Linked DNA regions of Homo sapiens: region 1 is linked to region 2. A link is a loop called in an ENCODE intact Hi-C map of the cell type or tissue named here. Cell type or tissue: Caco-2. All regions are shown on one strand. Links, peaks and the distances in the headings refer to the core of each region. The heading gives the core; the rest is flanking DNA.

Region 1 (12,866 bases), core at 3,000-10,999, 120 kb before region 2:
AAATCTACATCTGATTGGTGTACCTGAAAGTGACGGGGAGAATGGAACCAAGTTGGAAAACACTTTGCAGGATATTATCCAGGAGAACTTCCCCAATCTAGCAAGGCAGGCCAACATTCAAATTCAGGAAATACAGAGAACGCTGCAAAGATACTCCTTGAGAAGAGCAACTCCAAGACACATAATTGGCAGATTCACCAAAGTTGAAATGAGGAAAAAATGTCAAGGGCAGCCAGAGAGAAAGGTCGGGTTACCCACAAAGGGAAGCCCATCAGACTAACAGCTGATGTCTCGGCAGAAACGCTACAAGCCAGAAGAGAGTGGGGGCCAATATTCAACATTCTTAAAGAAAAGAATTTTCAACCCAGAATTTCATATCCAGCCAAACTAAGCTTCATAAGTGAAGGAGAAATAAAATACTTTACAGACAAGCAAATGCTGAGAGATTTTGTCAACAACATTTGAATATTATAACCTGCAGGGGTCTGTCCTGCAGATGGTTGAGACACATAACCAGATACTGATATTCAGTGAAAGAGCAGCAAGGATTCCGAGCTGATTACAGACACCAAGGAAGATGCTGTAAAGAGTCAGCAGCCACAGCCCTGGCTAGCTGGCCCTGTGGGCATTTATTAGTAAAGTTTTAATGACAAAAGCTTTGAGTCAACACACCCGTGGGTAATTAACCTGGTCATCCCCACCCTGGAGAGCCATCCTGCCCATGGGTGATCAAAGGTTAGTCTTAAGACCACATAAGTAAACAAGCTATTTAGATAAACTACTCTACCTTCCTTTGTATCCACTTTAAGCTATTTATGCAAGGTAAGAATTAGGCTGCTTTCAGCCATAACCATATCTTGAGACTTTTACAAAACCCTCTGGCCTTCCAAGAAGATTTGTGTCTATGTCCTATAACTTCATATTAAAATGTTTCTCACCAGCCTGACTGAACTCCCACAATAACCTATGAAGAAACATGGTTTTATTGATTGATTGATTGATTGATTGTAGAGACATGGTCTCCTTATTTTGCCCAGGTTGATATTGAACCTCTGGTCTCTATTTAATTTTTACAATAAATGGTTTGCATTTAGTAAATGAGAATTAATTACAGTTGAGTCTTGAGCAATATGAGAGTTAGGGTGCTGATCCCCCATGCAGCTGAAAATCTGCTTCATATGAAAATCTCTTTCTTTTGACTCCTCCAAAACTTTACTAGTAGTCCACTGTTGACCTGTAGCCTTCCTGAAAGCACAAACAGTCAATTAACTCATAGTTTCTATTTTATATGTACTATATAGTGTATTCTTACAATAAAGTGAGCTGGAGGAAAGAAACTTTTATAAGAAGGAAAAATATATTCACTTTTGAGTGGAAGTGAATTATTATACATAAAGATCTTAATTCTTATTGCCTTCATGTTGAGTAGTCTGATAAGGAGGAAGCAGAGGAGAGATTTGTCTTGCTATCTTGCAGTGGCAAAGGAAAAGAAAAATCTGTCTGTTAGTGGGCTCCTACAGTGAAAACCCATATTCAAGCATCAACTGTGTGACATAGTGACTCGTGTCACTAAAAAAGTAACTATCTTTAGAATTTGAAAACTTAATAATGCTTTCCTGGTGCCATAAACAAATGTCAACAAGAATTACAAAACTTAGCCAGGGTGCCTCAGTACCAATAGGAAATTATTTTCCAAAGATACCTACTGAATGCAGAAGTCAGAAAAGCAATTATTTGTTGAGAAGCGCAGGTTATGTTACATAGTCTTGTACCAACAAGGTCTCACTATTATCAACTTCATTTCCTCCAAGTTGAAACCAAATAAGATATATTTACTTCATTAAAACAAGATATGTTGTTCTATCTGCTGGATAATTAGGGTGTTAATAGTAATTTGTTACAACAAGATACTCTGTTTCTAATAGCCAAAATATTATCATTATAAATATTCAAATAGCTTAACTCTAGGCTCAACAAATTATAATGAAGTTAGAAAAATTTTTCATAATAACAAAAATGCTACTATGATACCTAAATGTGACATAATGCATTGTACAATATGAATTATATGGGCATATCTTTATTATATATTTATTAAAGGACCTCTGTAAGTTAGGTTTTGCAAGTTGCAGGAGACAAGGATAGAATACATATAGTTTGGGTCTTTAAGGTGCTCATAAAACAGTAGAGCTGTCCTTATTGAATTTCTGCATTTTTCCAACAGAATTTCGTAAAAAATGTTTTTTTATTCATTTATCCACTTGTCCACTTAACAAATAATTGTTAGGTATCTTTAAGGTACTAAGCATCTTCCTTGTTATTATATAATTGGTCATTTTATATTATTTACTACTTTATTAAGGTATTAAGCATTTTTCTTGTTATTATTGTCTTTTTTTATTATTTGTTACTTTATTTAGTGCTTACTCTGTGCCAGAACCCCTTTGGAAGCTTATAATTATTACTTATTATGTCATGTCGTTACTGTATTCAGCATGTGTCAGACCTTTTATATCCAAGGTGAAGAATTAAAGCTTTAAAAAGTTTGGTAGTGTCCAGGCACAGTGGCTCACTCCTGTAGTCCTAGCACTCTGGGAGGCCAAGGCAGATGTATTGCTTGAGCTCAGGAGTTTGAGACCAGCCTGACTAACATGGTGAAACCCGTCTCTACTAAATATGAAAAATTAGCTGGGTGATATGGCCCACGTCTGTAATCCCAGCTACTTGGGAGACTGAGGTAGGAGAATCGCTTGAGGTAGGAGAATTGCTTGAATTGCATTGAGCTGAGATCACACCACTGCACTCCAGCATGGGTGACTGAGTGAGACTCTGTCTCAAAAAAAAAAAAAAAAAAAAAGAGAAAAGAAAAGTTTGGTAGTATTTAAGGAAAGCATACAGAATGAGTAGAAGTTTGCCAGGTGAAGAGTCAGGAGGATGATATTTAGTAGAAGGAAAATTTAACCAGATTGTGTGTTTGGCAGAAGGAACATCTGCAGGAACACCTGATGAGGCTGCACCCTTGGCGGAAAGAACACCTGACACAGCTGAAAGCTTGGTGGAAAAAACACCTGATGAGGCTGCACCCTTGGTGGAAAGAACACCTGACACGGCTGAAAGCTTGGTGGAAAAAACACCTGATGAGGCTGCATCCTTGGTGGAGGGAACATCTGACAAAATTCAATGTTTGGAGAAAGCGACATCTGGAAAGTTCGAACAGTCAGCAGAAGAAACACCTAGGGAAATTACGAGTCCTGCAAAAGAAACATCTGAGAAATTTACGTGGCCAGCAAAAGGAAGACCTAGGAAGATCGCATGGGAGAAAAAAGAAGACACACCTAGGGAAATTATGAGTCCCGCAAAAGAAACATCTGAGAAATTTACGTGGGCAGCAAAAGGAAGACCTAGGAAGATCGCATGGGAGAAAAAAGAAACACCTGTAAAGACTGGATGCGTGGCAAGAGTAACATCTAATAAAACTAAAGTTTTGGAAAAAGGAAGATCTAAGATGATTGCATGTCCTACAAAAGAATCATCTACAAAAGCAAGTGCCAATGGTAAGATGCTAGAGCGAACTTTGTAAGGTTTATTGGCACTTCAGGTTCCCTAGTGAAAAAAGTGTGATATGGGAGTAGTTGGGAATGACTTGAATATCTAAATAAGGCGAGCTTAGGCAACACTTTTTAATAGTATAGGAATAAGTAGCTCTTATTCTGTAGGTCCTGGAAAAATTCTCACAATTCTTCTGGCCGTAAATGCTAGATGAACTAACTAACAATGGCTAAAACCATAGGAACCAAAGTTGTTTGGTGGTACAGGGATATCATAGGATCACACTTTTTTTTTTTTTTTTTTTTTTTTTTTTTTGTGAGACAGAGTCTCGAACTGTCCCCTGGGCTGGAGTGCAATGGCACGAGTGATCTCGGCTGACTACAACCTCCGCCTCCCAGGTTCATGTGATTATCCTGCCTTAGCCTCCCAAGTAGCTAGGATTACACGTGCCCACCACCACACCTGGATAATTTTTTGTATTTTTAGTAGAGATAGGGTTTCACTATATTGACCAGACTCAAACTCCTGACCTCATGATATGCCTGCCTTGGCCTCCAAAAGTGCTGGGAATTCAGGTGTGAACCACTGTGCCCAGCCAGGATCCCACTTATGGTTGGCTAGTTAGCAACAGCTCCAATAATCATGCTCTCTCAAGACAATATTTAAAGGCTGGAAGGGCTGCTTTTGTTCACATGTTTCTTTTAAATAGGGAGAAAACTTGGAAGCTTGCAGTAATCTTCCTGTAACATTTTATTGGCTGGATTACACCACATGCCCATATCTAAACCAGTCACTAGGAAAGCAAATGTAATTACTGTGATTAGCTTAGAATAATGATTTCTCTTTTTGAGATGGGATTGGGGTAATGGAATACTGAATATCTAAAGAAACTTGTGTTTCTGCAGCAAGAAAGAAAAAATAATGCTTATGCATAGGAAGCCAGCAATGTTTTCTGCAGGGATTCATTGGAAAATTTTGAGCAGGGGAGTCACAAGATTAGATTTGAGTATCAGGGCATACTGGTTATGGTATAAGGCAGAGATTGGCAAACTTTTCCTGTAAAGTGACAGATAGGGAATATGTTAGGCCGCTGGGCATGGTGGCTCACACCTGTAATCCCAGCACTTTGGGAGGCTGAAGCATGCGGATCACCAGGTCAGGAGTTCGAGAACAGTCTGGCCAACATGGTGAAACCTCATCTTTACTAAAAATACAGAAAGTAGCCAGGTGTGGCGGCATGCACCTGTAATCCCAGCTACCTAGGAGGCTGAGGCAGGAGAATCACTTGAACCCAGGAGGCAGAGGTTGCAGTGAGCTGAGATCGTACCACTACACTCTAGCCTGTGTGACAGAGCAACATTCCATCTAAAAAAAGAAAAAAAAATGTTAGGCCATGTGGTCTCTATAACAGCTATTGAACTCTGCATTGTAGGGTGAAAGCAGTCATAGATAATGTGTGAGCAAACAGGCAAGATTGTATTCCAATAAAACTTTGTATAAAAAGCCATTTGGTAAGCTGAATTTGGCCTGTGGCCTATAGTTTGCTGGCCCTTCATATAGAAGAAAGATGGAGGGTAATTACATAAAAAGATTTAAAGACGAAACTTTTGTAGTAGTTCATGCTATAGTCTTTTTTTTTTTTTTTTGTCACCAATCTGTGGCCTAGTATCAATCTATTATGAAAGTTTGACCCATCCAGGGTAAAAAGAGTCAAGTTCAGAAGCTCAATTTACACATTTAAATACGTAGGTCTTTCTTTGCCGTTATTTTATTTTGATTTCTTTTACTGAATTTTTTTTAACTTAAAAATAACCGTAGTAATTGGTAGGGTTTCTTTGTCCCTGTGAAAGCCATCAGTTAAGGGGCTGTGTCTAACTAGGAAATTTGAGTGAATTCACTTCAGAAGAATTTAGAATATTTCTGTTATATATTTGTTTTCTGTCTCATGGCTGTCAGTATTCCTTGGGCCTTGCATGGACCTTGATTTAATTCTATGAAATGTGGGAAATTTAGTTACTTAAGGCAATTGTTTTTCCTATAAATTTTTAATGTTTCTCCAAGGAGGCACAAGTTGATTCTGAAGGTATTGTTGCATTAAGGAAAGACTATCTCATTGTAATTAAAGCAGTTTTTAATTTATATGCAATACAAGTTCTTTAAGCTTATTTATCTAAAACACATACACACCAAATATACTGTCATGGCATATTGAAATTTAAAAGGGTTGGACATATATTTTGCTAATATCAAAAAGTTAATATTTTGAAGCATCTTATTTATTGATAAATAATCTTTTTTGAAGAACCATATAATAAAGATTAGTCAATCAAACTACATAATACTAAAAAATAAAAGAAAGTAATGAGAGCTGACAGGTAATTAAAGTTATCTGAGTGAACAGCAAATATCTGACATAGTATGCTTCACGGGAGAAGAGGATAGGACTTCTTTTGTGAAGAAATAATTAATACAAATTAATCAAATTTTTAATTTTTTTGCATTCTAATGAATATAAAATTAATTTTTACATTTTTAAGATTGCAGCTCTAACCATTTGACTATAGAAGTGGTTGTGGTTATCTACCAATAGAATATACAGGCTATAGAAGTAAGTCCACAGATTCATGAATGAAAATAGATTTGTATATGTTTTAAAAATTTATAATAAGAAATGTTATCATGAATATATCTGTGATTAACTTTTTATAGATCAGAGGTTCCCATCAGAATCCAAACAAGAGGAAGATGAAGAATATTCTTGTGATTCTCGGGTATTGTGTATTATTGATGTTATTCTCTAAAAATATTAATATTGAGTGATGTGAAAATATAAAGTCAGAGGCTTTGACTTGGTTTTCTTACCACTGCCTATGCTCAGAAGAAATTCTGATATTTCTAAAAACATACTTGGCTGGGCACGGTGACTCATGCCTGTAATCCCAGCACTTCGGAAGGCCCGAGGTGGGAGGATCACCTGAGTTCAGGAGTTTGAGACCAGCCTGGCTAATATGGTGAAACCCTGTCTGTACTAAAAATACAAAATTAGTTGGGTGTGGTGGCATACCCCTGTAATCCCAGCTACTGAGGAGGCTGAGGCAGGAGAATCACTTGAACCCGGGAGGTGGAGGTTGCAGTGAGCTGAGATCGTGCCATTGCACTCAGATCGGGCCATTGCACTCCAGTCTGGGTGACAGAGTGAGACTCTGTCTCCAAAAAAAGAAATACTTAAAAAAAAATGTGTGCTGAGTAGATTACTGCTTGGTAGTGAAATTCTGCTAATTTTCAGAATTAGTTTCAGACACTTGTGTAGTACAGTGTAAAAAATAAGGCTTAGAATTCACCAGTAATTCACATGAGTTCTGAGGTGAAATTTGATCAAAAGCTAAAGAATTACTCCGAGTTCATCTTTGGGCAATTATATGACTCAGTGGTATATCTAGACGTACAAAAATTTTAATTGGATTCATAGAAAAACAGTTTAAGCTGCAGTTTTGTACAACTTGAAACATAAAAGATAATGCTTGGATTGGAAATTATTGACGTATCTGTATTGTCCAGTATAGATCTGAAGGAACATTTCAGGAGACAAACATGCATAAAGAATAGGAAACCAGTGGGACTATAATAACAACAATTTGGTTGAGTAGTATTTTAAAAAGTAGAAATTATTTTTACAGATAGAACTCTTTGAGTCCGTTTGTGGTAGCCATGCTTATAGCAACATAAGTATCAAATAATAGTGATATAGTCCAAGGTCACAACTGTGGAAAGACACAGGAAGTGCCTGACCTCTTAGATCCAAGCCCCTGCTGCACAGTGGTAACAGAAATGAGATGACAACAGACAAGCAGACTTTATCTAATTTGTCCATAGACAAAAAAAGACTTTCTAATACTTGATTGCTTTCATTTAAACATAACATAAATATAAGTTTTCCTTACTACTTTTTCATTTTATTCAAGTACTTTTTCCATCAGCAGATATTTTATCAAAAACATGTTGATTATTTTAAGCCCATTTACCTAAATAAAGCAGCTTCTACAATGTTCTGAGTGCACTTTATATGACTTATTCTTAACATTCTTTTCATGCCATGCATCATTTTTAACACTAAATAATTCTATTATCATGAATAATTTCAGTGTTTAATGCAGTATGTATTTGCGGCAGCGCTCCTCTGGAGGGGGCACCAGCTGCAGGGAGTCTGTCCCTTGCAGACCCCTGACCCGGGGACAGATGAATAAAGTACATTGACACACAGATATTCTTCTCTGCCAGTCCAGCTGAGGGCGTCTGAGTGGCTTACAGACTCCCTGTTGAGTTCTGTAAACAGTTGTGACTATGGCCCTGATCAGCTAGTCAGACTCGCATTTATTCAGTATGATTAATTAACAAAAGCTTGAGTCAATACCCTTAGAGGGTAATTGACATTGTGGACTTCCTGGGGTAGTCCTGAGTAAAAAGCACTTAAGCACCTGTGGTACATCAAAGGTGAGTCTTAAGATTATATGAGTAAACAAGCTAGCTAGGTAAGCTACTCTGCCTTCCTTTATGACTACTTTAATTTGTTTAACTAAAGGTAAAGATCAGGTTGCCTTCAACCATATCTATTACCAAAGTTATGCAAACTTCTCGGCCTTCCAAGAAGATTTGTGTCTATTTATATAACTACCTCTAATATTTTTTCCACCAGTCTGATTGAACCCCAACATGTGTTATGGCAGGTAGCAAGTGTATTGTACTTGTTTGATGTGCCTTCTTGATTTTTGGTGAGGAAGATAAAGTAAGATATTTTTAAGTGAGCTACTTTTTGAAATATGCAGATGAGTGAAAATTTTTGTCAATGTTATTTATTTTTCATGCTCAGTAACCGAGTCAATAGCTGCATGAAGATAACAGATAAGTTTTGATATAGATAGCATGTGTGAGGGTTTCTATCAAAATGTCATGATTTTCAATATGTGCCTATCCTCAAATCAAATTGCCTTTGAAGTCAGAAATTGAGTTTAAAAAATATTTTAATTAGGAATTTTCATGCTTATGATTTTAAAACTGAAATTATCTATTGATACTACTTTTAACAGAGTCTCTTTGAGAGTTCTGCAAAGATTCAAGTGTGTATACCTGAGTCTATATATCAAAAAGTAATGGAGATAAATAGAGAAGTAGAAGGTAAGAACGATTTTTTATTTGAAAAGTCTTTTAACCATATGTTTGTCTAAATGCATGATGACTGATATACTCTAATAGCCAAATAAAATTACCCACTAAATACATAACATCGAAAAGAGAGGAGTAAAATGATAAGTTATGTATCTTTTCAGGTGTTGGCAACAGGAATATGTAGAGAGTGCAAAAAAAACAACCGAATTATTTGTTTGAATCCAAGATACTCTAGGACATGACGAAAGTCAGGAAACAAGTAAGGGAAAAGGAGTAAAAAGGGAATGAAGACTAAAGAAGGCAGAGAGAGTACAGGGAGTTCATGAAGGAACAAGAAGCAGGTTTATATAATGGAGGTGGCAAAATAAAATATTTTTTAGAAAAGATAGACCATGCTTAGAAAGATGGCAAGAATATAAAATGATCTTCCAGTACCAAAACTTGTCCGAAAATTATAGCTAAAGTTTTCTCACTTTTCCTGTCTTTCTCACTACTGGGAAGGCATTAGGAATGGAATTATCTGAGCATGCAGAATTGTGTTTTATTTGCAATAGGTGAGTATTAACAAAAATGCATAGGTGTGCATCTATAAAATTTATCATATACACTCAGTATAGACAAATACTTATGAAACATTAGAAAATCAGCTGAATACCTTGTTAATACACAGTATCATTCAGCATAATTGAGTTTCTAAATTTTAATAAGTTCTCAGGCGATGCTGATACCAGTGGTACTTGGAGCTCATTCTGAGTAGCAAGAGGAGAGGCCATTCATGGGAAAAATGTGGAAGAAGAGCAATTGGATAAAAGGATAAGACAAAACAGGGTCAAGAGAAAGCATTATATTCCTTTTATTTCTGAGTATGCTTTTAGCCAGAGAAGAAGAATAAAAAGATAAAGAAACAAATTATAAATTTAAGTTACTGTCACTAAACAAGGAGAAAGGAAGTGATGGAAAAATAAATTTGAAACAGTGTTGGATGGAAAAAATCAGTTCTAGGAAGTTAGAGTTTTTTTAAATTTTTTTAAAAATTTTTTTAGCAGAGGCATTCTAGGCAGGTAACGGGACAAACAAGAGAGAAGGTAGGTAGGTAATTTTGGAGACTCTGAGAAGGACAGTTCAGTGAACTCGCTTCAGATGTGTTTAGATTATTTGCACTCCAGAAAGTAAATTATGGACACTCCAGAGACTACCAGAAGCAGGAGTCTTACTAGAATTGGAGAAACCAAAGTGACTCATTAGGTTTCTATGTTACAATCAGGCATGACAAATATATATTTGGTTGATGTTAGCTATTCAAGTGAGATATATTTGAAACTAAGAACATTGGCTTTATATTTTAAGAAAGTGAGTTGTTTTGGTAAAATTGTCATTCCACAAAAATTTATTATAGACTAATGATACGCCAAATCAGATGAATTGTAGGAGCTAAAAAAATACTGAATTTATACTTGAATAATAAGATTGCTTTTTAAAATAAATATTGTGGTGACTTTATAATATAAAAAGTTATTTATGTTTAATACATCTATTGCAATTAATTTTTATATACATATGTCAATATTGAAAGCTTATTATAGATTATTTCCATGATGAGTTTTATACATCATCTTGCATGAGTGGATCAAGAAGCATTCAGATGTATAAACTGGAGGATACAGAAATGTAGGCATATTATTACACCATATGGTTATGGAAAACAATGAATATTTATATTTAGTATTATGAACTAAGTATATATCCAAGCTGATCAATTCATAACACTTCACTGATGAGATGTCAATTCTACATTCAGCTGAACTCTCATCATAACTATGTACTTTTCCAAAGATAGGCCATATTAAAGAACATGATGAATAGAATAACATAAATGATTCTAATATGTTTCATTAAGTACGTGGTGTAGCATTCCATGTTCAGCTTTGACATTTATTTTCTCATATCAACCCTTTTTACACGTGAAACACAATCTCGCTTTGAAGTCTTAACTGCACGATCTATGAAACCTATATTTATATTTTCTTCAGTGTATTCCTGTCGTGTGTGTGTCCTAAACAAACCAAAAGAAAACTTTCCAAATCTAAAGTATTCGTTCTCAAAGTCGACCAAGAGGAATCAGTTACATACTATGACTGCATTCATTTGGTTGGCATTGTCATACTTACTTATGATTGATGATAAATCTCTTTTGCTTTTTAGAGCCTCCTAAGAAGCCATCTGCCTTCAAGGTATTTAGTTTTATTATTTCATTTTGAATGACTTATTAATTATGTATTTGTGAAGTATACATTCTTTATTAATCATTTTGCTTCCAACCCCATTTAGCCTGCCATTGAAATGCAAAACTCTGTTCCAAATAAAGCCTTTGAATTGAAGAATGAACAAACATTGAGAGCAGGTAAATTTTTCAATTTAACTATGCAAAGACGAATATTTCAATATTGGACATTTTGATGGTCTTTCTATCCCCAATGCTTTATTTTTTTCAACTTTGATGAAAACATTTGATCTAGATAATGCCAATACTGGTATTGATGTTTGAAAACCTGATATTACAAGAACAGTAATTTTTAATATATTTTTTAAAAATGTAGCCTTAATCTCAGATGTTTCTACTTTTGTATCCCGAAACTGTAATGTTTACTATTTTGAACTTCTGTAATTCTTAAAGATTCAAGTAGGTGAATTTTGAAACTCTTAACTTCTTTTAGTTCTTCGAAGCTTGATTCAAATTCCACTGTTTACTTCGGGGATCACGTCTTTTACTGATATAACACTTGTGTTTTAATATTAATTACCTTGTTTCCAGTGTTGTCACTTTGGGAATCCTAAGAAAATCAGTAACTCGGATTAGTGAACTCTGTGTGTTTGTGTGTGTGTGTGTCTGCGTGTGTTCCTGTGTGTGTCTGTTTATGTGTTTGGTACCTTTACCTTGTAAAGATGAGGAAAGTAATTAGTCATTTCTTTGTGAATATTTGATAAGCACACTTTTTCCTAAAACTGTAATTCTGAAGCATTTGGGTTTAGAGTCTTTTTACACTAACCTACTTTTTAAAACTATTCTTATGCATGTTTAAACATTTTACAACATGTGTGCGTGGTCATATTTAATATGTACAATTTTTTTCAACTTCTAATGCATACATGGTTGTACGGTGTAATGTTCAGAAACATTCTTTTTTGATCAGCATCATAATTTTTAGTGACATCCATAAAGGACACAATTAACTGTGTTTTTTAATATTAGGTTGTTTATAAAATTCCATTGTATGACAGTACCATAGTTAATTGCACAATTTTTATGCTGATAAGTAATAAATAAAAATGAAAACATTCAGATTTCAGACTCTTTCAAAAGTTAGTGTTATCTGCTGATTTTTTAGGTATTAGAAACTAAAAGTAAAATATTTAAAGTATTTCCTTGTGCAATCATACACTCCACTAAGAATTTGAACTGTGCCCCACAGCTTCTTAGAGCTATGGTGTGGCAACACGTTAGATCTCTGAAACGATCCAGGGTACGCTTCTAAAAATGAGTGAACATGGTGACTTACCAAAGTGTGATTTGAGTTTCTTGTACCCTCTGCATGAAATGTGAACATTAGGGATGCTAAGATCAGAAGTTAAACTTACTTTTGAAAACCAGGTATACAGTTGATGGATGTCAAATGAGAAACGTATGCATAGTGATGAAACGGTCTTTTAAGTTTTAGTTGTGCATGTTTGCTTTTTTTCCTCAACCTGATTCAAATAGTTGTAATTTGTACTTTGTACTGATAAAGAAAACTGGACATTATTTTTGGTATAAATTCATTTTCTGTCTCATGTTCCTGAGAACTCGTCAAGTCTTGAGTGGGCCTTGATTTTATCCTATAACATGTGGGAACGTTAGATTACTTAAGGCAATTATATTTTCCTATACATTTCTGATGTTTCTCCAAGGTGTCACAAACTGACTCTGAAGATATTGTTGCATTAGGGAAGAAGTATGTCATTGTAATTGAAGCAGTTGTTAATTTATATTCAATAAAAGTTTTTAAGCTTATCTTCCTAAAACATATACACACCCAAAACACACCCAATACACTGTCATAGAATATTGAAATGTAAAAGGATTGGACATATAGTTGACTAACATCAAAAAGTTAATA
Region 2 (12,866 bases), core at 2,547-10,546:
ATGTTAGACTCAAAGAGATAGACTAATCTGTGTTAATCTATGTTAGACTCAAAGATTATTCTCCTGAATAAATGGAAGTGTTTCTTTATTGAAGCATGCCTTTTAAAAAAGTATTGCATATGGTGGATAAGCTTTTGGATGTGCTGTTGGATTCATTTTGCCAGTCTTTTATTGAGGGTTTTCACATCGATGTTCATAAGGGATATTGGCCTGAAGTTTTCTTTTTTTGTTGTGTCTCTGGCAGGCTTTGGTATGGATGATGTTGGCCTCATAAAATGAGTTGGGGAGGAGTCCTTTCTTTTCTTTTGTTTGGAATAGTTTCAAAAGGAATGGTACCAGCTCCTCTTTATACCTCTGGTAGAGATCGGCTATGAATCCATCTGGTCCTGGGCTTTTTTTTTGGTTGGTAGGCTATTAAATACTGGTTCTATTTCAGAACTTGTTATGGGTCTATTCAGGGATTCAACTTCTTCCTGGTTTCATGGCGGGAGGGTGTATGTGTCCAGGAATTTATCCATTTCTTCTATATGTTCTAGTTTATTTGCATTGAGGTATTTATAGTATTCTCTGATGGTAGTTTTTATTTCTGTGGGATCAGTGATGGTATCCCCTTTATCATTTTTTATTGCATCCATTTGATTCTTCTCTCTTTTCTTCTTTATTGGTCTAGCTAGTGGTCCATCTCTTTTGTTAATCTTTTCAAAAAAAAAAACAGCTCCTGGATTCATTGATTTTTTGAAGGGTTTTTTGTGTCTCTGTCTCCTTCAGTTCTACTCTGTTCTTTGTTGTTTCTTGTCTTCTGCTAGCTTTTGAATTTGGTTGCTCTTGCTTCTCTAGTTCTTTTAACTGTGATGTTAGGGGGTCGATTTTAGATCTTTCCAGCTTTCTGTTGTGGGAATTGAGTGCTGTAAGTTTCCCTCTTAACATTGCTTTAGCCGTGTCCCAGAGATTCTGGTACATTGTCTCTTTGTTCTCATTGGTTTCAAAAAACTTCATTATTTCTGCCTTAATTTCATTATTTACCCAGTAGTAATTCAGGAGCAGCTTGTTCAATTTCCATGTAATTTTGTGGTTTTGAGTGAGTTTCTTAATCCTGAGTTCTAATTTGTACATATACAAATTAGAGTACACCATGGAATACTATGCAGACATAAAAAAGAATGAGTTCATGTCCTTTGCAGGGACATGGATGAAACTGGAAGCCATCATTCTCAGCGGACTAACACAGGAACAGAAAACCAAACACTGCATGTTCTCCCTCATAAATGGGAGTTGAACAATGAGAACACATGGACACAGGGAGGGAAACATCACACTCTGTGGCTTGTCAGGGGTTGGAGGGGAAGGGAAGGGAGAGGATTATGACAAATACCTAATGCATGTGGGGCTTAAAAGCCAGATGACAGGTTGATAGGTGCAGCAAATCATCATGGCACATGTATACCTAGGTAACAAACCTGCATATTCTGCACATGTATCCCAGAACTTAAAGTAAAATTTTAAAAAAGGATATAAGTATCATGTACATTAAAAAGATACAAAATGCTTATGAACAGAAAGATTCTATATTGTAAATAAGTCATTTCTATTTACTAAATTATGGTTGAATGCAATCCTACTCAAAATCCTGTCAGGTAATTTGAAAATTGACAAGCTAATTTTAAATGTATTTGAAAATTTAAAAGACCAAGAAGAACCAAGAAAGTTCTGAAGAAGAACAGAGCTCAAGAATGTATACCATCAGATGTTTCAATCTTTATTACAATTACAATAAGATGGTATTAGCAGAAGGACATACAAATAAAGAAACCAGAAACAAACTCATATTTATACCATCACCTGATTTATGACAAAGGTGAAACTGCAGTGTAGTGAGGAAACAATAATCTTTTCAATAAATGTTAGTAGATCACTTGGATATCATTATGGGGGAATAAAAGAATTTGACCCCTATCTTACATCATAAACAAAGGTCAATCGTAGGTGGGTTATAAAGCTAAATGTGAAAGGTTAAAAATTAAAAAAAAAAAAAAAAAGCTTCTACAATGGCCATGAGTGGTGGCTCATGCCTGGAATCCCAGCACTTTGGGAGGCCGAGGTGGGTGGATCATGAGGTCAGGAGATTGAGACCATCCTGGCTAACAAGGTGAAACCCCTACTCTACTAAAAATACAAAAAATTAGCCAGGCATGGTGGTGGACACCTGTAGTCCCAGCTACTCGGGAGGCTGAGGCAGGAGAATTGCTTGAACTCGGGATGAGGAGGTTGCAGTGAGCCGAGATTGTGCTACTGCACCCTAGCCTGGGTGACAAAGTGAGACTCCATCTCAAAAAAAAAAAAAAAAAAAAAAACAAGCTTCTATAACATAAGAGAGTATCTTTATGACACTGGAGTTGACAAAAATTTCTTGAGCAAGACTAAATAAGCATTAACTATAAAGAAAAAGTCTGCTAAGTTGGACTACATTAAAATTAAGAACTTTGTATTAAGAAAGTCATGATTAAGAGAAAGAAAAGGGAAGTTAAAGTGGGAGAAGATATCTGCAATATTTATGTTCAATAAAAAACTTATATCCAGAATATATAAAAAACTCCTACAAATCAGTTACAGAATATATTCAAAGAGCCAATTAAGCATCAGAAAATGTCTTCATCAAAGGCATGCAACTTAAAATGACAATGGGATACTATGACACACAGACCAGTCTGGTCAAAATAAAAAATACAGATAATGCCAAGTGACAGCAAGGATATGGAACAACTAGAACTGGTGAAGGTAAAATAGCACAACCACTTGAAAAATTCTTAGGCAGCATTTAATGAAGTTAATATATAAATATTTTAAGACCCAGCAATTTCATACTTGTTATATACCCAACAGAAATGCACACAAGTGTGTACCAAAAGAATGTTCATAGCAGCATTATTTGTCATAGTCAAGAGCTGGAAGCAACCCAGTTGTGCATCAATGGTAGAATGGATGACTAAATTGTAGTGTATTCTTACAATAAAATACTATAGAGCAATGAAAATAAATAAACTATGGCTATATGCAACAACATGGATAAATCTTACCAACAATGTTAGACAAATGTAGCCAAACCAAAAAATACACATGTTCTATGAATCCATATATGCAAGGTTCACAATAGGTGATAGTAGCTACTCTTTTGGGAAGGAGTGAGGAAAGGACTGAGAGAGTATTGCAGAGGGGGCTCCGGGTGTTTGTAATTTCTATTTCCCAGTGCAGGTGTGGTTTGCATGAGCATGTTCACTTTGTGGAAATTCATTGAGCTGTAACTAAATATACAGAATTATTTATGAATGAAATGATATATAATTCAGTGGGAACCTGGGAGGATAGGGAGGAGGTGGGGGAGCTGAAGAAACATGAGTGGCCGAATGCTTAACAATTGTTATTGTTAGGTTATGGATACCCGGGGGGTGGTTGTACTATTCTTTCCTTTTGTGTATGTTTGAAATTTTCCATTATAAAAAGGACAAAAAAAAAAGAGAGAGAAAACTAAAAAAGAAAAAATAGTGTTGCGCTTGTTAGTAAAACCAATCTTAAGGCCAGTTACTAAAAAGTAAACTCCTACAATTTTGAATAGCTATTTGCTAATACAGTGATTTGCTGCCTTCTTGGGGTTAGTTTAGCCTGTCCATTCCTTATTTAACTTGCTCCCTTCCTTCCCTTTTAATAAAGTCCTGCCTAAGCTCCAGGCTCTATTTTCCACCTCTCCCCTAAGATTTAGGATTGTTCCGTTTTAAGTCAGTGGCCATATGTCTTCCTGTTCTCCTAGTGTAACTCTTACCTTACCCAGCAGCAGGCCCTCTGTTTAGGGCAGCCTATAATATTGCTTTTATGATTAATCTTCCCTTATCCACAAACTTAACTGTGGAGAAACAGGAGAAAGTGTGTGCCTAGAAGCTGGATTCAGGGACCCATGGTTACCCACTTCTACTTATGATTCCGTCATTACTGTTGTTTTAGGAAAATAAACAGATCTTGATTCTTTCATAAAAGTCGATTCTTCAACAAGCAAATGGGAAAATCGGCAGGCCCAGATATGTGTGTATAGCAGCTACTGGTTGGAAATTTGGACACAAAAGTCTTTATCTACCCAGCCTGTGAGCCACAAATCTGGACTGAGTATAAAAAAGAATAAAACTAAATACCACATGTTCTCACTTATAAGTGGGAACTAAACATTGAGTATGCATGTACATATAGATGGGAACAATAGACACTGGGGAACATGAGAAGGGAGGGAGAGAAAAAAGGGTTGAAAAACTACCAATTGTGTGCTATGCTCACTACCTGGATGATGGATTTGTTTGTACTCCAGCCTTAACATTCCACAATATCTTTTTAACAAACTTGCACTTTACCCCCAAATGTAAAATAAAAGTTGAAAAAAATATAAAAGAATAAAAGGTGGTTGGCTCTGTCATACAAAGATACTGAGGCTTATCTTAAAAATAGGCTCTGACCCCTCAGGATAAAAATCAGGCTTCTCCGTGCAGGTTTAGTTGACATGATTAGATGACTCTCCCAGAGTTGTGCCTTAGTGGTTGTCATATACATTGTTATAGACATCCTTGAAAAAACAAGACAAGACAGGAAAACTGAAGCTTTGAAATCCTTCCTGTATTTTCTAAACATCTGTCATTGGATTGCTTGCATTCCTCCAACTGATAGATTCCAGAAACTCACATAGTTGCAAATAAGAACATGAGTAGTAAATATCCCCCCAAATTATTTCAGAACTCAGCCATTATAAATTGATTTTATATTCATATAGTTATCTTTTTATTGATCTGTAATCCAAATTTAGCAAAGAATTAAAGATGAATCATAAATGAACACTTGAAAAAAGGTTCAATGTTGGCATTTTATAAAAATAGGTTAATAATTTCTTATTCCTTATCAAAAAACTGGATAAATAGAAATTTTAATCTTCATAAAAATGTAAATTCCAATGCAGATCAAGTGTTTGGTTGTTTGGTTTGTTGAAAGCTTGACTTTGTTTGCTTCATTTAGACAGACTATAAGATGCAAAACTTTAGCCCTAGAAACAAAATTAGGCATTAGAATCACGAGAATGGGATTTTGAAATGCCCCTGTGAGTTTACAGATGTTTCTAAAGTTCTGTGTTTAATATTTTGAATAAAATATGTGGCCATGCTCAGGATCTAGGAAGTTAGCAGTAGCCTCTTTCTTTTTCAGATACTGTGTTGACCAGTGGTCATGCCACTGCCTGTTGATTTGTTGAAAATATTGTTTACACGGTAAGTTTATCTCTGTTTACTGAGTCATTCTTAAGCAGCTCATGTGTGGCTTGTACTTCTCTAAACCCTTTATATAAGACCTTCCTTGTTATCATTCCTTATTTTAAATCTTCAAAATGTATTTGATAGATCCTTTAAAGGCCTGAATGGTTATGAAGTGCTTACATTATTGTTTTTGAAGGTTATACAAAGTCAGAGTTTCTTGACAGGTGATTAGCAGATTTCCCCATTCTTCAAATGACCATTTCACATCTACCTGCAAAGGAGAACAACACTCAGAAAGATGGTGTCTCCCAAATCATCCAAGCTAACAGAAAGTCTTTCTCTACTATTTATGAGAAGGTCCATCACTAGATTGAGAGCTCTTCTGGAAGTGAATCTGCCTGTATGTTCCCTAAAAACAACCCCTAGAGAGTTAGCTGCTGAGATGGCTGTATTTTCAAACTTGAGCTGCCTTGGAGAAAGCAGATCTGGAGTGGAGACATGGGATTTCTCATGGAAAGTGAAAATAACTCACTCAGAATAATGTTTTTTCAAACTCTTCTGTCTTTCCACAGTATGTTCTTGTTACTGATTGTCAGAAAGCTGGTTTTGAGACTGCAGCTTGGACTAAAGTAAGTTTTGTCTAGAATTGTTTCTCTATTCAGTATAGACATTTTCATGCTATGATTTATTTCTAAGCCTAGGGGAAACAATAAACAACATCTGGCTATCTTATTTCAAATTTGTTATGTAAAAATTGTGGATTGATCTTTATTGGAGCAAATTTGCAATCCAAATTCTCTTGGTGATTTATTTGCTTGGCACCTAATACACCTCTAAGCTAACAACAGTCATCTCATTTCAAATGTAAAGCCTCATTGTAAAAACAAAAAGCATATACATACACAAATATATAGAAAATAAAGACTAAAAAAATTTAATTTCCATAATTTTATCATCAAGAGACAGCCACTACTAATGCTTTGCTGGGGATCCTTCCAGACATTGTTCTATGTCTGTGTGTGTGTGTATTTTTAAATAAGATGATGCAGAACACAAGGCTTTGTTATTAAAAAAAATTAGACACAATTTCTATGCCTTAAAATCTAATTCAACAAAATTATTGTTTATGATTAAAGATTAAGTTTTATAGATGTTCCATCATTTATTTCAGCAGTCTCTTATTTTAGACATTTTCGTTATTTTCAGCATTTAAAGATTATATCTAAATCTTTATGTTTGTTTCTCATGAAGTGTCATGACCTGCCTGATATTTAAATGCTCTGCTAAAAAAAAAAAAAAATGAGTATGAGGTGGTAAGTCAATGTGGAATAGGTAATCTCCTAAGATAGCAGTCCCCAACTTTTTTGGCACCAGAGACTGGTTTCATGGAAGACAGTTATTCTATGGACAAGGGGACTTCCATGAGTCTCCTAGGAGCTGGTTTCAGGATGATTCAAGAACATTACGTTTATTATGCACTTTATTTCTCTTATATATTACATTGTAATGTATAAGAAAATAATTATACAACTCACCATAATACAGAATCAGTGGGAGTCCTGAGCTTGTTTTCCTGCAACTAGATAGCCCCATCTAGGGGTGATGGGAGACAGTGAGAGATCATCAGGCATTAAATTTTCAGAAGGAACACGCAACCTAGGTCCTTCGCATGCGCAGTTCTCAATAGGGTTCGTGCTCCTATGAGAATCTAATGCCACTGCTGATCTGACAGGAGGCAGAGCTTCAGGTGGGAATGCCAGTGATAGGGAATGGCTGTAAATACAGAGGTAGCTTTGCTTGCTCACCTGTTGCGCACCTCCTGCTGTGCAGCCTGGTTCCTAACAGGCCATGGTCTGGTACCAGTCCATGGCCTGTGTCGTGGGTTGGGGCCCACTGCCCTAAGAGACAGTGGCAATTAATCCAGGTTAAATGTGATGATGTCTTAATTAGCCTGGGATGTTAGAGGAGGAGGCAGTGAGAAGTGGTCAGAGCCTGGATTTATTTTATCTTTTTAAAAGCTAACAGAACTTGCATATGGATTAGATTGTGAGTTGTGGAAGAAAGAAAGAAGTCAAGGATCATCATATTAAGAGGACAAAGGAGGAAAAATGAACAACTCAGTAGATGCTTAAAGAAACATTGTTAAGAGGCAATATCCATTTCAGATTTTTTTTAAAAACAGTTTTTGCAAATTGAACAGAACAATTGAAGTCCCAAAATGATCAATAAAAACATATTATTGATTTTGTCCATTCAGCCACTCTCTCACCAGATTAATGAATCCTTGTTGTATACAGCCTTAGGTTGGAGCAAACCCTTGCCATGAACTGAGAGGGGCCTGCTGTCACTATGGGATAAATCTTAGAGAAAGGCCAGCCATGACAGCAAAAGTGTGTTCATCTTCAGAGTACTTTGGGGACACTCATTACTTGAAGTCATTGTTAAAAATTCTGAGACAAGGAAATTAGGAAGATTGACCTCCCCAGTAAGCTATGAGCCATGAGAATCTTTCCATAAGAAGAGGTAGCTAGGATGCAGGGATTCTGTAGTGGGTGGAGTTCGGGTGAATCTGCCATGCCAGCCAAGAAGCCCTGTCTGAGTGACTGTTTTCCTCTGCAGTTCAGTCATCTGGCTGTCTGGGGAAGCATGCTGACCAGTCTGGTGTTCTTTGGCATCTACTCAGCCATCTGGTCCACCATTCTCATTGCCCCAAATATGAGAGGACAGGTAAGTATGCCAGATTGGAAGTTTGCCTTCTGTGTCTTGTGATAACAATGTTTCTCCATGTGTAGGCAAGCAGGCTCTCTGTGTTTTACAACTGTATTGAGGTTTGATAGACGCTGGTGCTACCTCTTTCTGTCAGGATCTATCAGGAGGTAAACCAAATTAAAGCACCTGGAAGATGTCATCCAATCCACAGAAATGGCATTTCAAATTTAAAGTATTATAAAAAGTCAACCTAAATCCCCTTACTTACCTGGCATGTCCACATTTTCATAATAAATTATGTGTTAATTGCACATAGTACTGATATGTGCAGTTTATGGCCCTTTGGAAACTGGAGCTATTTTGAGTTGCTCATAATCCAGTGATTATACTGGTTACAGTTTTGATGTTGTACTCTGATTAGTAGTTATCCTCTGCTGAGTCATCTGTGGAAGTTAAATCTAACAGCTCTATGAACCAGCATCTCTCATTGTTCCGTCTCTTTGAACTAGAAAGACTGAGATTAAAGGTCTTTATACTCACTTGAATATCTTTTTATTTTTTTCTTTTATATTACCTTTTTCTAGTGCATGAGATTCAGCCATCAACCGTGATGAACTGGATCATGGAATCTAACAATATCAAGTTTGGATAGAAAGGAGCTTGGCAATCTTGTGGTCCATGCCTCCTCAATTTACCAAGGAAGCTGTGCAAGCTCAGGTCTCCAGGTTCATCCCAGAGACCCCACCCTGGGGTTGCCCGCAGCATTCCTGTCCTTAGACCCCAAAAACAGGCTGCTGGGCCCTGTATTTAGGGACCTCTGCACTGGCTCTTCTTCTCTGGGTGTATTTCTCTGCACAGAGTGAAAAGCTGTGATGCACACAGCCAGTCTTCCCACTTCTAATCTGTTCTCTGGGCTCCCAGGAACCCAAGCCTCTTTCTCAAACAGCCAAATGCCCACTGCCCAGGCCTGCCTGGGCCTCCTTCCAGATCAAGGCCAGTTTGCACAACCTTAGGCCCAAGGGACAGTTGTTTGCAAGGGGTGTGCACTGAGTAGATTGATGTTTGCACTGGTGTTTCCACCGACGTTTAAAGGAGGATGTTCATGCTGGGGCACAGAACCCAGGTGGAAAGGGAAGAACTGTGGGTCAGACTTTAATTGGTGTTTCCCACCCAGGAATACATATTTTAGGGGCAGGTCTGGGCATGGCACAGCTGTCTGCTATCTCTGCCTCACTTACTCTGCGGAAGTAAACAAACCCCCCTGGGTTAACCCAAGTCTAGACTGTGTCCAGCAGCTGTTTCTTGTGAGGTAGCCCTGAGTAGTGTTGCTTGTCTTTTGACCTGGTGGCTCAATTGGCTAATATCCCAAGGTGCAGAGGACCCCCACTGAGGATGCTGAGTGGGATGGACCTGTCCTGCAGGAGCGGGCGTGCTTGCCCTCTAATGCATTTTTGCTTTTTGTAAGAAAAGAGGACAAATGTCTAATGTGCTTTTCAGTTCTTTTCCAAATTCAGACAATAGAGGAAATTAGAGGGGATTCAATAAACCCAGAATATTGTTGTGTAGCAAAATGAGCATTTCCAACAAAGAAACTTTGTGTGTTTAAAGAAAGCAATTCTATTTTAAAGCAGCATGATTGAGCCCCACAAAACAAAGTGTCAGCTACAAGACAACAATCTTTTGGTAAGGTATTGGGGCTTACGATATCTGTTTTGTGCCCTCTTCCTTCTGGTTCAGAGTTGATCTGCTATGATAAATATTTTATTTGGGGAGTTTTTTGGTACTGGACAATAAACAGGGCCACAGCTGATTGCCAGAGACAATTTTCTAAATTAGAGGACAATGACAGCTGACAGGATGGGTCACTTGGTTTGTGACTGGCAAACTAAGCCCATTTGTCTAGGTTCCTAGGTTGGTGAATGCTCAGAAGTGAAGGGTATTCTAGGAAAAAACTGCTTTTTATAGGCCCGGCACGCTTCCGCTGCACAACTCTGCTATCGAAAAGATTTTTTTTTTTTTTTTTTTTTTTTTTTTAGACACAGTCTTCCTCTGTTGCCCAGGCTAGAGTGCAGTGGCAAGATCTCGGCTCACTGAAACCTCCACCTTCTAGGTTCTAAGCGATTCTCCTGCCTCAGCTTCTGGAGTAGCTGGGATTACAGGTGTGTACCACCACACCTGGCTAATTTGGTATTTTTAGCAGAGACGGTGTTTCACCGTGTTGGCTAGGCTGGTGTCAAATTCCTGACCTCAGGTGATCCACCGGCCTCAGCCTCCCAAAGTGCTGGGATTTCAGGTGTGAGCCACCATGCTTTTAAAATTACTATTTGAATAATGCTTCTGATAATTTTTCTTTTTTTTTCTTGAGAATGAGTTTTGCTCTTGTTGCCCAGGCTGGAGTGCAATGGCGCAATCTCGGCTCACTGCAACCTCTGCCTCCCAGGTTCAAATGATTCTCCTGCCTCAGCCTCCCAAGTTGCTGGGAGTATAGGCATGCACCACCACACTCGGGTAATTTTTTATATTTAATAGAGATGGAGTTTCACTATGTTAGGTTGATCTCAAACTCCTGACGTCAGGTGATCCACCAACCTCGGCCTCCCAAAGTGTTGGGATTACATGCATGTGCTACCACACCTGGCCAGCTTCTAGTGATTTTATAAACCATTTTTTGTAGTTCACTAAACAGTAGGTTTTTGGCAAATAAACATGGTTATTTGATGCTCTTCTATTAAACTACTGTGTAATAGCAAATGGCATTTTCCACCCAGAAGCCAGAGAGATTGGACACACAAAACATTTTCTCTATTCATAACTTTATTTTTTTGAGATAGAGTTTCATTTTTTTTGCCCAGACTGGAGTGCAATGATGCAATCTCAGCTCACTGTAACCTCCGCCTCCCCGGTTCAAGTGATTCTCCTGCCTCAGCCTCCTGTGTAGCTGGGATTAAAGGTGCCCGCCACCATACCCAGCAACTTTTTGTATTTTTAGTAGAGACAGGGTTTCACCATGTTGGCCAGGCTGTTCTTGAACTCCTGTCCTCAAGAGATCCACCCACCTCAGCCTCCCAAAGTGCTGGGATTACAGGCGTGAGCCACTGTGCCTGACCCATAACATCTTTAACTTTCAAAAAGATGCACTGTTTCTGCTGGGGGTTTCTTTTACTAATTTGATTAGAGAATTCTTTGTTTTGTCCATGATATTTGGAGTTTTTCTCGTGGGGGAGAATGCAGGTTTTCTCTTGATGGTAATAATTCTACAGTAGAATTAGAATTCTTCTTCACTATCAAAGAGTCTTTATCTTCTGTAAAGAATCTCATGATATGGTATGTGAAACCCAACCAGCCAACACATTAGGAAGTTCCAGTTGAAGTTTCTGAAATCAAAGAAGCCACCTGCGTCCTTCCTCTCTTGAAAATATGCCACATTTGTGGGATCTTAAAAGGAGACCTGTTTTTCCATTTGTCTCTTCTCAAGCTTAGATCTATAGTAAGTTAAAAACTCAGATTGTATCTATCATGGTTAATGCCAGCCAAACCCTCAGCTATGGAAAATATGTGATAATGTTTTTTCTGTAGGGGATTACAGAAAGTGTTTTTTCCCCCAGTAACATATCTGTGAGATTTAAGTTTCCCCATAATGGGTCCCCAAGGCAAATACTTAAAAGTAGAATATAACTAAGTTCTTTTTAGTTCGCTGCCTCCCCCAAAGTTGCCTACTGATAGAGAATTGGAGAGATGAGGAAATCGTGATCCAAAATTAGATTAGGAAATGTGTTTATATTTTCTGCATGCTTTTCCCAATGCTTTTGACTTTAGTAGTGGTAGAGGGAATGCCATATTACTTGACCTCTGTACAAAAGTCAGGAGACCTGGCAGGGTTTATGCCCCAGGCAGTTATATAACATTTGGCAAATCCCTTTACCTGCATTAATCGCCTAATCAGCAAAGTCAGAATAATACCACTCACCCTAATTACCTGATAGGATTCTGGAAAATATGTAACAACCTGTGGAAAATCTAAAACATGCATGCTCTTCTTTTTCCTGGAGTGATGAATTATTTTTAAACCTTCATGAATAGAAATATTGCTGTGATTTAAACTCCAAATTCTTTTGGCCACATAGTTTTAACATTTTGTAGGTTCTAAATTGGATGTTTCTCAGCAAGGTCCATTGATTACCTGCACTCAAATCATTTGGATTGCTTGTTAAAACGACAACCCCTCCACCTGCAGGCAATCTCTCTCTCTCTCTCTCTCTCTCTGTCTCTCTCTCTCTTACACACACACACACACACACACACACACACACACACACACACACACACACACAGAGTGAATTTGGAACCTCTGGGTGTGGCACACCAGCACCTAAATTGTAATAAATCTTTAGGTGATTCTTTCCTTTAAACTTTGAGAACCACTGCTCCAAAACACCTAAAATATGACTTCATTAGAATGTTTTAGCTGTCATAGGGTGTTACAGGAGAACATGATACATTGAAGATACTCACAGCTGAGAATGTCAGTGGAGGAGGAGAGATTAAGTGTAGGAATCTGCCTAGGGCCAGGAGAGGACTTGTTTTCAGGTTAAGGTCTGTGGTGTGGAACCGTGTTTGCTTGTCTCAGCATCCATTCTTCTTCACCCTTTCCTAATTGTTCCCATATGTGCTGTGACTTTCCCCCTTACTCCTGGGGAAAACTTAATCCCATCCCTTCTGTAGTGATTGGTTCATGAAGCCGAGAGACATGGGGACACACTTGTCAGGGGCTTCTGGGATAGCAGCAAGTGTGCTCCTAAAAGAATCCGTCAAAGAGACAGCTTTCTCATCTGAATGCTGTGGTTGCTGCTGTGACACTGGGAATGGTTCAGCTAAAGGAGG

What was found. A loop is a pair of places that touch in the nucleus more often than their neighbours do. Peaks named below come from ENCODE experiments on the same cell type or tissue, not always from the same donor. Only the 100,000 strongest peaks of a DNase experiment are listed, where the experiment ranks them.
Region 1: it touches region 2 in a loop (14-fold over the local background); 3 of 110 quality-filtered maps call a loop at or near these places.

What each region holds. Positions count from the first base shown.
Region 1 is chr10:37,138,737-37,151,602 of GRCh38, forward strand. It overlaps ANKRD30A (ankyrin repeat domain 30A), which reads left to right. Exons shown (of 36, transcript NM_052997.3): 7 at 2,982-3,554; 8 at 6,259-6,320; 9 at 8,634-8,721; 10 at 10,915-10,943; 11 at 11,041-11,113. Among named protein-coding and RNA genes, the nearest start is that of ANKRD30A, 20 kb to the left of the region's middle. In Caco-2, for the core only: a CTCF peak has its summit at 7,735; a DNase peak (open chromatin) is centred at 7,845.
Region 2 is chr10:37,256,635-37,269,500 of GRCh38, forward strand. It overlaps a transcript of ANKRD30A not described here and the pseudogene ATP8A2P1. Among named protein-coding and RNA genes, the nearest start is that of LINC00993, 46 kb to the right of the region's middle. In Caco-2, for the core only: CTCF peaks have their summits at 6,880 and 7,100; no DNase peak of the experiment used is centred there.